Regions from separate parts of the Homo sapiens genome. Here region 1 is linked to region 2. Evidence: chromatin contacts called from ENCODE Hi-C data. All regions are on one chromosome and are shown on one strand. Each heading gives the region's core, a stretch centred on a gene start or an enhancer-like site at or near the end of the contact. The rest is flanking DNA. Distances are from core to core; before and after follow the strand shown. Region 1 overlaps HECW2 (HECT, C2 and WW domain containing E3 ubiquitin protein ligase 2). Region 2 overlaps HECW2 (HECT, C2 and WW domain containing E3 ubiquitin protein ligase 2).

Region 1 (3,423 bases), core at 289-2,788, 130 kb before region 2:
TAGGAAAGCTGTCTTCTTTATATCACACTAGACTTCTAGTCATGGTCCACAGAGAACCTTATCATGGGGATGTTGCCTTACTAATGACCCTTATAACCTCAGCTGGGTCTGATTTCTGGGAAACTCTTGCCCTCCTGGTAGGAGGCAAATGTCTGCTTCCTGACTTCCCAGAACTTTTCGTCTACTTTTATTTATTATAATATAAGGAACATTTTCTGGCTATTAATAGACTGGAACCTGCTTCTTTATAATCCTGACGCTATGAGAAACCAGTGACCTGCTTGAAAATTTCACTGTTGGTTGATTTTGGGTAGAATTTTATATGGACATTGATTTTACTTTATTTTTCTATACTGATTTACAACTTATTAACAGCTAAGGCACCAAAGCATTATGAAATGAAGATAAAACCTTCATAGAAGCTACTATCATAGTCCACATGGTTAGTAGGACATGCTGAATTTAATCATTTTTCTAGTAGGAGGGATGACTTTGTGCTGAACTGATCCTTAGACTCAGTGACGTGAGAACCATGTGGGGTGATTGGTGAGGTTCATGGTCACAGAACAGTGTCTTAAGGGACTTTAGACTTTCTAAAGAGCATCATGCTTTAAGCAACTGTGCTTATTGTAAATGGCAGCTGAGAAGCCGGGTAGGGTTTTCCTACGGGGCTTAGGTCAGGGGTTTTCTTACCCCAATCTAATCTTCAAGGGATGATTGTGAGGAGAAGCACTTCGGGAATGGTAGAGTGAGAACCCCCACCACCACATTCTGCTCCCCAAAAAAGCAATGAAAACACTGGAGAAAATTGCAAAAGTCAACTTTTTTAGAACTCTGGAAATCAGCCAAAAGCTTTCAAGTACATGAGGAGCATTTATTCAAGAAACAGGTTGAACTCAGCACAGTAGGCTTTGGCTGTGTAACATTTTATTATGACTTGCCTTTTATCATTCCTGTCTCCCCAGCTCTGCAATAACTGAAAACCAGAAGCTCTGCAACCATGGTAGTCATGAAAACAAACACACCTTACGAGCCACTAACGGCAGCAGAATGGGTTTGGAGCTTCCCCAAAAACCTCATCCCTGTTAGAGAATTGTCACTACCTGACATGTCTGGCAGCTCTCTGGAAAAGCCCCATTTGCAGGACTTTCGTTAACCTGGCTCATAGCTTCTTTGGTGCAAACAACCCTATCACCAGAACACTTTTCAAAAACAACCAATGACAGTTGTTTAACACTGCACTTACCTGAGGTGGCAATACCACTTGGGGCACATAAGGGACTAACAGAAAAAAACGGAAAAGGACAATATAGAGAAAGAGATGTGCATAGCAGGCTTTGAAAAGCTCAAATATATTCCTGGGAATTGGGAAAGCCAAATGCATACAAAGGGCTGTGTGCATACCCAGGAGAGACCTTATTTTCTTCTGTGCCTGACCTTCAGGCTCTGTGCAAGCAGGAAGTAAAAGTTAAGGCAGAGCTATAAACTGCTTAGAGTACTGAAGGAGTGTTCCATCAAACACACACAGCCCATCAGCAAAGGCTGGGGGACTTACTGATTGAGTGCATTTAAGCAAATCTTTGTGCATTTGTTATCCAACCACTGAGTGAACTGAGCAGGGACTTAAATAGCCACACAGGACAACTGCTTCACCCCTATGAACTTCTAATAGGGATATTTTCTTAAATAAGCAAAATGTCTTTATTATGCTTAATATTATACACAAGAATTATCTAATATTAAAATTTCACTGTTTCTCAAAAATAATTGATTTAAGCAAAATCCAGTTAACAATTTATTTATTATGTCACCTTTAATGTAGAGCAGTACCTTCTCCCCTCATCCTTTTTTTTTTTTTTTTGCTGGAGAATAGCATACATGCAGAGAAGTAAAATCATCATAAATTTATGGCTCTTGCATCTTCTCAGTAACACTCTTCCTTAAAGGTAACCATTGTCCTGACTTCAAACACCATAGGCTAATTATGTCTCTTTTATTGTTTTATTGAGGAATTGCACATATTTAGGAAAGTCCTTAAGGTGCCATAATCTTTTTGTTTTTTTTTTTTTTTTTTTGAGACGGAGTATTGCTCTGTCGCCCAGGCTGGAGTGCAGTGGTGTGATCTCAGCTCACTGCAAGCTCTGCCTCCCGGGTTCATGCCATCCTCCTGCCTCAGCCTCCTGAGTAGCTGGGACTACAGGCGCCCGCCACCACGCCTGGCTAATTTTTTGTATTTTTAGTAGAGACGGGGTTTCACCATGTTAGCCAGGATGGTTTCGATCTCCTGACCTCGTGATCCACCCGCCTCGACCTCCCAAAGTGCTGGGATTACAGGCATGAGCCACCACGCCCAGCCAAGTTGCCATAATCTTAAGTGTACTGTGTAATGAACATTTACGTATGTGTAGACCTGTATAACTGCCACCCAGATCAGGACATAGAGTATTCTCAGCACCTCAAAAGTCCTTCTCATACTCCCAATCACAGCCTCCTTAAGGCTTGATTGTAGGTTAGTTTTGCCTGTTTTTGAACTGTAAATAAAAATAGACTTATTTAGAGTGCATTAGTTTTATCTGACTCTTTTCACTATCATTTTTTCCTTTCATTTTTCACAGTGCCAGTGACAACTGTATCTGTTGTCCTTGAGAATGTCTCACATTCAGGATTTGTTTTTTTTTTTGCTCACTGGTATTGTCTTTTAACTTGTTCCACTGACTCCCTTATTTCTTATAAATTGGAGGTTAACCAAAAGGGTCTTGAATATCATCAAGTTAATGTTTTTCCCCAAGGATGCTTCTTTGGTGGTGCTGTGTACTTCATGTTGCATTCCATCAAAAGTTACACAAGAGTCTGACTGCCCCATTCTTCGTGATGCTAAGATTGATTAGTGGGTTCAAGTTGTGGCAGCGTAATGTCTTCGTTAGAATGTTTCTCATTGATTTTTTTGTCTAATGTTTTCAAATATATTATTTTCTTATGCATTGAAAAATTATGAATTTTGTAATTATCTTATTTCTTCTGTACTTATTTCCTGGAATTCTTATGTAAAAAGCACTTCTCCTCATGGCTTGTTAGTACCTTTGAAATACTGTTCATTCTGGAAAAGCAAAATGATGCTTAATTCTTTAATTTTCAATGACAGTTTTCAGAATATGTGGGCATTGGTGCCCTAGTTATTGTCAATTGTGACTAATGAGTTTTACTTTTATTTTATTTAGGGGCTACATATATTTTAATATTGCTATGAACTCGTGTTTAAACATTTTATTTTCATGTGTTCTAATGAATTGCAGGGTTTTGAAAATATTCTAATTGGGCCAATGGGGAAAGCTATACAAGAAGGTGTTTTAAGAGTAGTTTTATATTTTATCCCTGGTATCTCCACTCTGAACACTTATTCTCTCTGTAGGTAACCATTTGTGG
Region 2 (3,033 bases), core at 69-2,568:
CAAGTGAAAGAAAGAGAGCCAACAGATTTTGAATAGAGTTAGGAAAGTCTTTTCAGGGGAGCCGGGTTTCACAGAGGAGTGGTCAATAGAGCCACATGCTCAAAGGGCTCAGGAAGTCCCAGCTACTCACGGGGGCTGAGGTGGGAGGGTTACTTGGGCTCAGAAGGTCAAGCCTGCAGGGAGCCATGATCATGCCACTGCACTCCAGCCTGGGCAACAGAGTGAGACCCTGTCTCAAAAGGGGGATAGGGCATCAAGAAGGATGAGATCTGAAAAGAGGCCTCATTTAGATTTGAAAATCATGACATTATCAATGGTCTTTGCCAAAGCAGGTTCTGTGAAGTAATAGGTTATAAACCGGATCATGATTGGTGACAGAATGATACAGGATCTGAAGCAGAAGTCAAATGCTCTTTTCACGAAATCTGGAGGTAAAAAGAAAGCAAAATAGAACAGTAGTTAGGAGAAGAGAGAGGGAAGGAATTTTAGGATGGGAAGTTGAGCATACATGTGCAGAGGACACAGGACGTGAGTGGAAGGAAAGTGGTTTGTGGAATAAGGCAGGCTCATGGGCAGCACGACACTGAAGGAAGAAACACAGGCCAACTTTGGAACAAAATAGGGACACCTATTTTGATGACACAGGCTGAAAGAAGTGTATGACACTACAGGTAAGTTTAAAGGTTTAGGGGAAAACTTCATGAAATTCCCAACTGGGAATTTCATTCTTTTAGCAACTGTCTGACTTTAGGCAGGGTACCTCCTTCCCTGAGCCTGAATCTCTTTTTCTATAAAATAGAGATAACAATAATTACCTCACCTCTCACGATTATTTTTGGAGAACACTTTGCTTGGTGCTTGGAACATAACAAGTAGCCAATAAAGGTTAATGTGTCGCTTTTTCTTTCTTTCTTTCTGGAAATTTGATTCTGAGAAGTAGTTTGTTCACATTTGAACCATTAACAACTGGAACATACGAACCCTGATTTGCAGAGCTGTCTGCTTAGATATTTAATCATGCAGAGTGGACTTTATCTTAGTAAGAGCCTATGCTGGGGTTTAAAGTGGACCATCCCTTTACCTGTGTTTTATGGTTAAAGACATGAAGCCATGTGGATTGTTGCTCGTGCCAGTCAAGGCTGTCCTTTTCCAGGCCTTTTGTGTGGCCTCTCCTCCCTGAGGAAAAGGTAAATTGCCAAATGCTGCCCCTTCCGTGCTCTTTAAAGGCATGCACTTGAAGACTGCACACATTCTTCAAGACTGTATGAGCACTCTAAATGTGGCTGAGTTCACTTCCTCATTTAGCATCGCAAATGCACATGAGTAATCATTGGTGACAATAAAATCCATTCTAGAAACTTACATTTAGAGTTAAACATTTTCCAAAGACCTGTGTAACCCAAATATATCTAAATTGCTAGCAGTGTTTGTGGTGGTTTTAATTTTCAGGAAGAATCATCTCCATATTTCTGGCCTACTCTGTTTCAGTGGGCTTTGTTTGATCTTGAAACTGGGTTGTACAGCCTGATATCAATGGAAGTCACTATAACAAATTCCACATGATACCAGGGCAGGACTACCTAACCTCATTTCCCCTCTGGAGGAATCTTCTGTTCCTTTGAATAAAATAGCTTCTCCTTCTACCAGGATTCCTGAAGGTTTTGTGAAAGCAACATTTCAAACAGATTTTTTTAAGTGGTCTGATCCTCCTTGTGACTATAATTTCACCCCTTTTAGTGGTGTGAGAATAATATCTTGAAAATTATGACAGTAATAAATTTTAATGATCTTCATTGAGAATTCCTAGGAACCTGGTAAACTTTCCCCCTTTTCCTCATTCCAAGCACGTTGACATGTATTTTCAAGTGCAGAAGAGAGAGGGGCTTTGGAAACTTTGACTCACTGCTTTTTGCAGCTGTTAGAGTGCTCACCAAAATTTGTCAAAATTTTGGAATGTGAAGGTTTGTTTTTCTAGGACCATTATAATGCCAATCCCAACCTCAGTGATGCCAGAAGGAAAAGATCTTTCCAAACACCATGTGGCTTATTATGCCAAATATGGGACCCAGAAGTTTATTTAAGCTGCACATTTCTAGGAAATTAAATGCAATAACACCTAATTTATCTGATATTATTGGAGATGTGCTCTCTTATGTGGATTTTCCAGGTAACCAAAGCTATGATTTTAACTGTATGAGAATTTGTTTGACCCCCTATTTGCTGAAACTCTTTCATAAATATATTATATTTCTCTTTACTTTCCTATACACTGCACATTGAGGATATTTCATGGTTTGGGGGGATCATTGTGCCTATGAATCATGATGCAGAGCTCTTGTTACTTGACTAGAGCTGGACTCCCTGGAAACTAGCACCAGCAGAAAGTCACCTTCAACAGAAGTAAAACACTCAGAGAGCACAGAAGAGCCCTGTGGGTCTTTACTAAAGATTGTCTTGAGGGGATGGGTTGTGAGAGGGAATTATTTCTCCCACCACATTGTGTGCCCTTAATGATCTTCGTTTTCTTTCTCCCACCACAAAGTCTTAGCATTTTACCAGCTGTTTATGTCATCTTCTCTTTTCACAAACAGTTCCTCTTCTCTGCTCATTCTCTCTCTCCTTTTCTTCCTTCCTCCCTCTCTATTCCTCTCTGTCTCTCTCTGTGTGTGTGTGTGTGTGTGTGTGTGTGTGTGTGTCTGTCTGTCTCTCTCTCTCTCATCTGTCCCTCTCCCTTTCCCCACCTTTCCTACAGTCCCTGAAGTAGCTTTAGAGTTGTTTTTAGAAAAGGTGTTTGATCCCTTCCCTTGACTCAGCCCTACAAAGATGATCTAGGAACCAAATTGCACAAATGAAGGATGCTCCCTGGGTGGGTAGGGATGGGGAAGTTGTGATCCCAGAGACCAAAAGAAAGCCACAGACACTGTCTCTCTCATAGTATAGAGACTTAACTTTTTGTGTTGTTAGTCTCCCTTGTCCTCACCCATAGAGCTATCAGAGGGTGCCTGCTATTGGCAGACCCTTTACATTTCCCTT

What was found. A loop is a pair of places that touch in the nucleus more often than their neighbours do. Pooled maps may share reads with other maps.
Region 1: a map with no recorded cell type shows a loop between it and region 2 (2.1-fold over the local background). The contact joins two enhancer-like sites. A Hi-C loop is called at or near these places in 1 of 168 maps with a recorded cell type or tissue (GM12878), 10 of 37 single-sample maps with no recorded cell type and 10 of 50 pooled maps.

Annotation. Positions count from the first base shown.
Region 1 is chr2:196,378,337-196,381,759 of GRCh38, reverse strand. All of the region lies in intron 2 of HECW2 (HECT, C2 and WW domain containing E3 ubiquitin protein ligase 2), which reads left to right. Among named protein-coding and RNA genes, the nearest start is that of HECW2-AS1, 120 kb to the right of the region's middle. RefSeq lists an enhancer at 1,226-1,365. Within about 2 kb of position 1,538, at least 2 of the 41 ENCODE cell types and tissues checked have a DNase peak (open chromatin) inside an H3K27ac peak, as active enhancers do.
Region 2 is chr2:196,248,261-196,251,293 of GRCh38, reverse strand. All of the region lies in intron 19 of HECW2 (HECT, C2 and WW domain containing E3 ubiquitin protein ligase 2), which reads left to right. Among named protein-coding and RNA genes, the nearest start is that of HECW2-AS1, 10 kb to the left of the region's middle. Within about 2 kb of position 1,318, at least 5 of the 41 ENCODE cell types and tissues checked have a DNase peak (open chromatin) inside an H3K27ac peak, as active enhancers do.